2 separate regions of the Homo sapiens genome follow, and region 1 is linked to region 2. Evidence: read pairs that join two places in POLR2A ChIA-PET (ENCODE). Cell type or tissue: HCT116. All regions are shown on one strand.

Evidence for each region. Peaks named below come from ENCODE experiments on the same cell type or tissue, not always from the same donor. Only the 100,000 strongest peaks of a DNase experiment are listed, where the experiment ranks them.
Region 1: POLR2A ChIA-PET joins it to region 2 with 7 read pairs; 3 of 35 experiments call an interaction of 5 or more read pairs at or near these places.

What each region holds. Positions count from the first base shown.
Region 1 is chr5:93,702,335-93,707,334 of GRCh38, forward strand. The region is part of intron 10 of ARB2A (ARB2 cotranscriptional regulator A); the gene reads right to left. Among named protein-coding and RNA genes, the nearest start is that of POU5F2, 37 kb to the right of the region's middle. In HCT116, no CTCF peak of the experiment used is centred here; no DNase peak of the experiment used is centred here.
Region 2 is chr5:93,561,265-93,566,264 of GRCh38, forward strand. NR2F1-AS1 (NR2F1 regulatory antisense RNA 1) reads right to left here. Exons shown (of 8, transcript NR_186187.1): 2 at 2,100-2,199. Among named protein-coding and RNA genes, the nearest start is that of NR2F1-AS1, 17 kb to the right of the region's middle. In HCT116, no CTCF peak of the experiment used is centred here; DNase peaks (open chromatin) are centred at 2,767 and 3,117; H3K4me3 peaks cover 1,263 bases; H3K27ac peaks cover 3,372 bases.

The sequences.
Region 1 (5,000 bases), 140 kb after region 2:
GCCTCTCCTGACCACGCTATATAAAACATACCACTGGGCCCCATCAGGTACTCTCTCACCACTTAGCCTACTGAATTTTTATCCTAACATCACTATCTAAAACATAAACTTTATATGTCGATTTGTCTACCTAGTATCTATTTTCTCTTCTGAAATGTAAGCTCTATGCAACAGAGCTTACATTTGGCTATGAAAAGGAATTTTGCTTATCCTTTTCATAGCCAAATCCCTAGTATTCAGAAAAGTATCTGACATACAGGGGGCTCAATAAGCATTTCTGAATAAATGAAGGAAAGAAGGAGCCAGATCCACTAATGGAAGGGTTGGGTTGGGTAGGGGTGAAGTGGGCTTGATTCTCTTAACTCTCAGTCCAGTGTTGCTATGAAGTCTCCTTCTTAATATGTTCCTTTCACTTCCCTGGGTTCTCAGATGTAAGCATCAAAGGGAATTTGCATCCATATCTATTATACATATTTTTGTTAAAGTTCACAGATATTTTCAAGTTTAAGAGTTTCATTATTTAATTATTAATCCTTCACCTGGATTTTTTCTCCATTTGTTTGCTCTACCTTCCACCACGTTAAAACTGTCATAAATTCTTTATTTTTACTTGTGACATTTTATTGCAATAAAAAGATCGATAGTTTAAATAAAAAATGAAAATTAAAAATGACCCATTTATCAGCTGCTTATTTCATTTCTACCACAATCACTCCCATATAGTCCTTCTGGAAAAGCACCAAGGTATAACTTGCAAATGTGCAGGGACTTTGGCCTCCTCATGAATTTTATTAGTTTTCCCCAAATTACCCTAAACACATACACAATATATTTGTAAGTATACAATACAGCTTGAAGACAAATTCCCTGTTCCTCTTCCAGAGGCTGCTACCATGGCAAACCTTCAGGAACTGCCTCTGGTGCTGCCGTTCTCTGGCGAGTGTCGGCGAAGTAGTGTGGTTTGCAACTATCAGATCTGGATTAGAATCTCAACTCCCCCACTTACAAACCACATGAACCTCTGTTTACTCATCTGTAAAAAAAGATCATAACACCCACTATAAAGGTAAGCTGTTGGGAGCAAATAAGATGCACATAAAGTGAATGGCACAAAGCAGGGATGCAAACAGGGTTAGTTCCCTTCTTACCTTCACACATTTGTGGAAAAAATAGCTAACTTAATGCTTTCTCTTTCTTAGTGCACTGAAAAAGTGTTTAGATATTTATGTGAGATCACTAATGGTTTTTGCGAATCAATAAGAGGCAGAATGGAAGGTAAAACTATTTCAAAGAACTGACAGATGTGATCAAGTCACTAAATGATGTACTGTAGTTACTAGAGAAGGTATCTCTACACAAGCACCAGTGGCCGAAGGGTGGCAAGTGATGTTACATTTTGGGCAGGGATTATGCCATTTCTTTCTTCCACTTGCCCCTACATCTGGCTATTCCATCTCTGCAAGCAGTCTGGTGCCCTCAGTACCCTAATATTCTCACACTCCTTAATCCATTCCTGGAAGCCACCTTCAGTTTCATAAACATCTACCCTCAGTCTGCTATTGAAAACAGCACCCTATCAGCAGCTCTGTTTGAACACTCACTGAGACTCCTGATGTCTATCTGTCGCTCTGGAGTTGCAAAGCTGGTAGGCTCAGGATGAGCTCTCATGGGGCTGTTAAAGGTCGAGAGGCAGTAAGCTAGGCTAGTCCTTTCAAAGTGGCATCATACTGCATGATGACTCAAAATGGCTTCAAAGAAGGCAAAGGTTACCTGCTAGGGGATGTGCATCTGAGGGAAGATCAACAAAATATTAAAGATAATGATAGGTTTTCTTAAAGGTTTATTTTTACTTTTAGAAATAAGGACTGTTAAGTATGAGATGATGGGAAAGGCCAGTATGCCAACAGGAGAAATGGTTCTTTTTATTATTTCTGCCCAAGTATGTAGTGGACTTGCAACAAACTTATAACTCTTGCCTGTAATCCTAGTACTGTGAGAGGCTGAGGCGGGAGGATCACTTGACTAGCCTACAAGCATAGGGAGACTCTGTCTCTACAAAACAAAACAAAAATAAATAAAATTAGTTGGGCCTTGTGGCATGCACCTGTAGTTCCAGCTACTTGGGTGGCTGAGAGGGGAGGATCGCTTGAGCACAGGAGGTCAAGGCTGCAGTGAGACTTGATCATGCCACTGCATTCCAAACTGGGTGACAGAGCGAGACCCTGTCTCAAAACCACCCCCCAAAACAAACAAACAGAAAACCCCAAACAAGAAAAACTAGTAACCCTGGCATCACTGATTCTCTGCTACTCCCTTAGCACTGCTATTACTCTGGCTCTGCAGTGGAAAGCCTGACTGAAACATACACCTGATTTAATCACACACCATCCAATGTGTCAGTGGTACCACACGGAGTGTGTCCCCTTTGCTCTCCAGGCCACTGCTAGAACCATCAGATCTTCACTTTTTGGGGACTATTTACCCCTTTGAGAATATGAGAAGAGCTATGATTCTCCACCACATATACTAATTGTATCTAATCTACCAATTCGACACAGAATTTCAAAGGGTTCATATAACTCACTACAGCTCATCCATAAATCCCCCAGGCCTTGGGGGTATTCAAGGGCAATCAATCCTCTCGTGTTGGAAAATATCAAGATGCCTGCTTTCCTCACAGGACTGTAGGTACATAGTATAAAGACATCTGCTTTGGGTAAAGAGGGGAAGGAGAGGAGAGAGGCAAGTTTTAAAAGGAAAGTATCATTTTCCCTCAAGTTAGAAAGCATTCAGATAAAGAAAAAAGACCATTCAAATGCCAGGACTTGGATGCATGCAACATAAGTTAAATGCATGCAAGTGGGAGATTTGGCTTAATTCCAAGCACAAAATATTTCAGCTCCATGGGGAAAGTTAACCATAGGCCAAAATCTCAAGGCATATATGTAATTCACTTAGTATTTTAAAAGGTCCAATATTTTAATGTCTTAAGAAATTCTCAAACTTCCTGAAATTTTAATGGTGCAAACATTTTAAATATAGAGGGCTAGCAGTTCTTGAGAAGTATTTTGGCACAGATTTTAACGGAGATTTGTTGATCTTTTTTCAGGGACACACTGGCAAATTTAAAACATAGTTATTGAGAAGAACACCTCCCTAATTTATAACTATTTTAAGGCGCATCAGATTAAGGTCTGAAACTTCCTGACATTATGCTTCTAAATTGTAGGGTAAAGCATTTGTCCTCTTTAACTGAAGAAAAAATTGGGAAAAAATGTGTGTGTGTGTGTGTGTGTGTGTGTGTGTGTGTGTGTGTGTATATATATATATATATGTATAAAGACTTTGTATATGTGTATTCAAAAGCTCAAATTCTGGTTACCAGTCCTCCACATACACTTCAATTAAGCAACTATTGGTCAGAGAGCATAGAGTAAATGCCCTTCACTGAAAACTCAATTAAGCTTGCAGAGAAATGATTAGTAATGTCAAAAGAGAAATTTCAACTCAAATAACATTGTATTTGAGATTACTTGCTAAATTTTTAAATGGGGGTTTGGGGATTGGAAGTTCTTAACGTATAATGCCCTTTTCCCATAAACTGGCCTTTTAACCTTACATTAAAAATATGGCTAGAAAAACAGATTGATAATTCCTCAAGAAGTTAAACAGAAAATTACTATATGACCCAGCAATTCCACTTATAGGTATAGAACCCACAAAATTAAAAACAGATGTTCAAACAAACACTTATACATGAATGTTCATAGCAGCATGATTCATAGTAGCCAAAAAGTGAAAACAAGCCAAATGTCTTTCATTTGATGAATGAGCAAACTAAATGTGGTGTATCTATACAATAGAATATTATCTGGCAATAAAAAGTAATAAAGAATTGATACATACTACAACATGGTTCAGTCTTGAGAAGCTTATGCTAAATGAAAGAAGCCAGCCACAAAAAGCCACATATTCTGTGATTCAATTTATATGAAATGTTCAGAATAGCAAATGCACAGAATCACTGAAGCAAATTAGTGGTTGCCAGGGACTGAAAGGAGGAGAGAATGGTGAGTGATTGCTTTATGGGTCTAAAGTTTCTTTTTGGAGTGATGAAAATGTTCCAGAATTAAACAGTGGTGATGGCTACAACACTGCGCATATACTGGAAATTACTGAACTGTGCTCCTTTAAATGGCTACAATGGTGAATTTCATGTTATGTGTATTTCCATAAAAATTGTGGCCAGGAGGCCGGGCACGGTGGCTCACGTCTGTAATCCCAGGACTTTGGGCAGCCGAGACTGGCGCATCACAAGGTCAGGAGATTGAGACCATCCTGGCCAACATGGTGAAATCCCGTGTCTACTAAAATACAAAAAGTTAGCCAGGCGTGGTGGCTCATGCCTACAGTCCCAGCTACTCGGGAGGCTGAGGCAGGGGAATTGCTTGAACCCAGGAGGTGGATGTTGCAGTGAGCTGAGATTGCGCCACTGCACCCTAGCCTGGCAACAGAACAAGATTCCGTCAAAAAAAAAAAAAAAAGTGGCCAGGATTCTTTTTCACTTTATTTATTATGATTCTAGTAAAGAAAGACACTAATGAAATCAATTTCTACTGAAATTAAACACTGGATATGATCATAAGAGCTCTTTTTTAAACTCATAATATATCCATGTGTGTTTGAGTAGGCTGTGCCTCAATAAGTGGGAAATTAATCATCTGGATAGTTATGAATATTCTCATAAGTCTATACAGTATTTATAATTCTGGCAAAACAAGACAAGGAAAAATGGGAAAATAAACTTTCTTTGCCCAGAATTCATTGGGAGGCTGAACAAGTTTGTTTTGCTTTAGAAGTGTTGTCAACAAAATTTTACTGAAATGTAAGGATTAAATTGGCAAAAAATAAAGGATTTACTTTTTTGTATTTACTTTTCACGATGTCCAAAAGCAGCCAGGTTTTCTCGCCTACATAATACAATGCAAGATCTACTTGGT
Region 2 (5,000 bases):
AAAATAAAAAAGCTATCTGCACTGGTCAAATTTGTTGGAAAATATATCAACAACCCACTTCTCCTTGTGCAAGAGATAACTATTCTTAGCATCTTTTTAAAAATTTTAGTGAGTTATAAAAATATGTTCAATGCTATAATAAGTTCAACAATATTAGCATCAGCATCAAAGCTAATGTATGGTCAAGACCAAACATAGGTATTTTTTTTTAATATTTATGAAAACAGGCCAGGCGCAGTGGCTCACACCTGTAATCCCAGCACTTTGGGAGGCCAAAGCGGGAGGTTCGCTTGAGCCCAGGAGTTCAAGACCAGTCCAGGCAACAAAGTGAGACCCCGTCTCTACAAAAAATTAAAAAATTAACTGGGCATAATGGCGCATGCCTGTGGTCCCAGCTCCATATGAGACTGAGGCGGAAGGATCACTTGAGCCCAAGAGGTCAAGGCTGCAGTGAGCTGTGTTGACACCACTGCACTCCAGCTCAGGCAACAGAGACCCTGTCTCAAAAAAAAAACAAAACAAATTTTATAATTATATTTATACACATACATATTTATGAAAACATGTTTTGCCTTTATTCTTAGTGTAGTTCCTAACTTTAAAACAGACTTTGTTAGCTGAGTTTTCGAAATATGAATGTGCTTTTTGCTCAATTAAACAACATAAAGGTCACTTTTCAGAAAACAATGTTATTTGCAAGGAGATAACTAAATTGACACATTTAATTTAAACAAAATATTTTGAAGTATTAAGAAAAACTCTAAGATTTTTTTTAAGTACTGATTTAAAGTTAGCAAACATGGCTGGGTGTTATAGCTCACACCTGTAATCCCAGCACTTTGGGAGGCCAAGGTGGGAGAATCGCTTCTGGCCAGGAGTATAAGGCCAGCCTGGGCAACATAATGAAACCCATCTCTACAAAAAAAAAAAAAAAAGAAAAGAAAAGAAAAGAAAAGAAAATAATAAGATAAAGTTAGCAAATGCCATATTCTATTTATTTAAGATACATACTAAATAATACTATAATTTAGGCTGTCCCCAAATTACAATTCCTATCTCCCAGGCTTCCTAGGCTGGAGTGCAGTGGCGCAATCTCAGCTCACTGCAGCCTTGACCTCCCCGGCTCAAGTGATCCTCCCACCTCAGCCTCCCAAGGAGATGGGTCCACAGGCACATGCCACCAAGCTGGGCTAATTATTGTATTCTTTTTGTAGAGATAGGGTTTCACCATGTTGCCCAGGCTAGTCTCGAACTCCTGAGCTCAAGCGATCCATCCACCTCAGCCTCCAAAAGTGCTGGGATTACAGGCGTGAGCCACCATACCCAGCCTCAATTCCAAGCATTTTTTCAAAAAGTGAACAGCAAGGAAAAATTAAATATATTTTCTTTTTATCTTAAAGTCCCAATATAGTAATATTAATAAAAATCACATGAATACATTATATTAAGAAAATATAATCCGTTAAATTATTAGCAAAAGACCATATCAATTATTATGGATAGTAATTGGGGCAGGGAGTATGCCTTTATCTACTCCACATGCCTTAAGCATGATAAAAACTCAATAAATATGTGTTGAATATCTATACTTCGAGAACAATAAGCACAATGGTCACATAATTCTCCTAAGAATCAAATACAGAAAAATCTTAAAGAACTGGGCATTCAAAACAGGACATGAACAAATTTTTACATCATGCAAATCTAACATTGGTAAGAGAAAATTCTACCCCTTGTATCCACGAATTGTAAGTCACAGCTACAAATTATGTACTGGCTGTGTCAATGGAAAATATATAGCCAATGCTGGTTTTGAAATAATCTCAACTTGGTCTAAAGTGAAGTCATTAAGAACTGAGTAGAAATGGTGTATATATTTAAGCCCCTATAATTCTGGGATTATATATGGGCAAGAAAGTAAATTTACCACATTCTGTGTTATTTTTGTTAACACCACACCACATCTCTATGGAGAGCTATAATAAATAAGAAAGTGAGGTAACATATATGAACTACACAATGACTATATATTCTTGTGTTTCACTAGGGTCTCTGGTTTTAGCATTGCTGGTTTAGTGGTTAAGTCTCAATATTCTTACCGCCATTCATCCTGGTTAATATTGTGGTCACGGAGAAAACAGGTTCATCATGGGCTAGTTTCATTTATCCACACCTTTTCTCTTGAGTTTCATCTACCTGCTGGAGAAACACAGGGAAATTTAATCAGTGTAAAAAATTCCTTATATTACAGATATTTGCTGGAATTTTCTATTAGACAAAGAGTTGCTTTTTGAAATATTCTCACACACACCCTAAAGAAGCTTTCCCAGACAGAAATGAAAGAAAGTATATTTAGTAAGTGTGAGCAAATAAAGCAATGCCTAAATAAAAGGTGTACTGAATACTGGTATCTCAATCACATTAGATCTCTCTTCCCCAACTTAATATACCACGGAAATTTTCCTATTAGAAGCTGACGAACATGTAAGATAATTTGACCTAAAATACAGACAAATAAATGTGTTACCTGGTCTGCTTATTAAAACACAACTACCAGGCCGGGTGCAGTGGCTCATGCCTGTAATCCCAGCACTTTGGGAAGCTGAGGTGGGCGGATCACGAGGTCAGGAGTTTGACACCAGCCTGGCTAAGACGGTGAAACCCCATCTCTACTAACAATACAAAAAATTAGCCTGGCGTAGTGGCTGGCGCCTGTAGTTCCAGCTACCCGGGAGGCTGAGAAAAGAGAAAGGCGTGAACCCAGGAGGTGGAGCTTACAATGAGTGGAGATCACGCCACTGTACTCCAGCCTGGGTGACAGAGCCAGACTCCGTCTCAAAAAAAAAAAAAAAAAAAAAAAAAAAAAAAAAAAAAAAAAAAAAAAAACACACAACTACCTGGAGAATACTTACAGCACAGACAAAGCTACTATTAGCAGCGTCACCCACCCTAAAGAAAATGGTTACTATTATAAGTTCCCAAGTATGCATTTGTAGAAGGAAGCAGTAGTTTATTAAACCAACTTTTTGATCTTGAAGCAACAGATTTGGGAAAAGATGGTTTTACAATAAAATATATAACTCCAACCTCCAGTTACATTGCTATTTTTTCATAGGACAGACATGGCACTGTGTGAATATTATGACTCAAGCTTAGTCATCTCAACTAAGAATGAATTAAATTCGTTAGAGTAAAAACCTGAAAGGGAAAGTACATGCATGTAATTCTAAGTTGCTATTTTTAGAATGGGGTTTTTCTCCAAAGAGATTTTAAAAATGTATTTCCACATTATTTGTGCTATTTTCACTTTAGTACTCTGGCATATTGGCTACTGAATAGAAACAAGAAACAAGCCCATTTTCCAACAGAAGGTCATTTATGATTTGAACATAGTATAAACTACATAAAAAAGGAAAAGTAATTTATTAAAGACCTGCTTGCTAAAACACTGAATTTCAGAGACATATACATGTAAAAAGACGCTTGTGTTTATGCCCATCCTATTTTCCTGGTATTTAAAGAGATCAAAAAATTAACTGTAGAGTAAGAAGCCTATTGAAAACCTCATTATATCTAAACTACTTTATTATATTTATTACATTATATCTAAATGACTTTCCAGGAAAGTCCAGAAAATACAGAAGAGCTTCACAGGTTCTGCAGGACACACAGTATTGTAACCCTATAAGCAGCTTCCAGGCTAATAGGGCTTCAGTGGTTTTTCCCTACAGAAAAGATAGTCCGAGAAAAAAATCTGTTTCTCTATTCTCTCTCCTCACTCCTTCTTAAGAATAATCAGAAAAAAAATGACAGGCAATGTGGAGTGAGGAAAAGACAACCTTAATGGAAGTCAGGAAAACTGAGTTTTATTCCCTGCCCTGTGACTTATTATATAGTCTTAGGCAAGTTACTTAGCCTTTCTTGGCCTCTGTCTTTTGTTTGTTTCATTTTGTTTCATATGGAACACAAGAAGCACTGAAAAAAATGTTTTAATTACACCTAGAAAGACAGCAGAGACCATAGAGGCCTACCCCCAACTTCACAGGTGAGGACACTAAAACAGAGAAACATGCCCAGTCATAGGTGATAAGATTAAAAGACTTCTAACAACAGTCACAGCTCCAACATTTAAAAAAGTATTTATTTAAAAAGTATTTATTTAAATTTATTTACATCAAATTTTTAGAACATGTAAAAAAAAGTAACTAAGTAGCAAAAAGGATAACTGCCAAATTTAGGATAATTATCTTTTCAAGAAGCCATAAAGAAATATATTCTGGAAGGCTTCAATTGTACTGTTAATATTTTATTTCTCGAACTGGGTTTGGGGTATATGGATGCTTATTTTTCTTCATATACCATTTTGTATGAAATACTTTCTAGTCTTTTTTTATGTAATCACCAAAACATCTTTAATCAAAAGGTAAAATAAATGAAAACACTTCTCTGGAACTTTAAAGGTCAATGAAAATAGTTGTGTATGGTTTCAAATATTCTCCTGCTGAGTTTAAAAGGTAAATATCACTGTGTCCCCCAACATAAGAAAAAAAAAGCGTAATGTGCTAAAATATATATATATATAACTATTTCTAATCTAACTTAGTAAAATATAAAAGTACTACACAAATAGCACAAAACACAAAATAAATTTTATTACTAATAGCATGATAAACCCATTTAAGACTATTGAGAGACATACTTAACAATCTGTACTTTAAATACATTCAAGAGTCACATCTAGTAGCCTAGTGTTTCATCGTCAGATTGGCTGGTTGTTTTTATTGAAACAAATAAGAACTGCAATAATTTACCTAAAGTAAGCAAAGGCCTATCTAAATATCTACATAGAACCTATGTGTAAAAACTAAGTGCCTCCAAAATATCTGAAATTTTCCAACAAGAAAGTACAGGTCATTCAGCAAAATATATTTACTGTATACTACCATAATAGCTATTTAATTGTTATCATTATGATGTAGATATATAATGGAAACAGATGT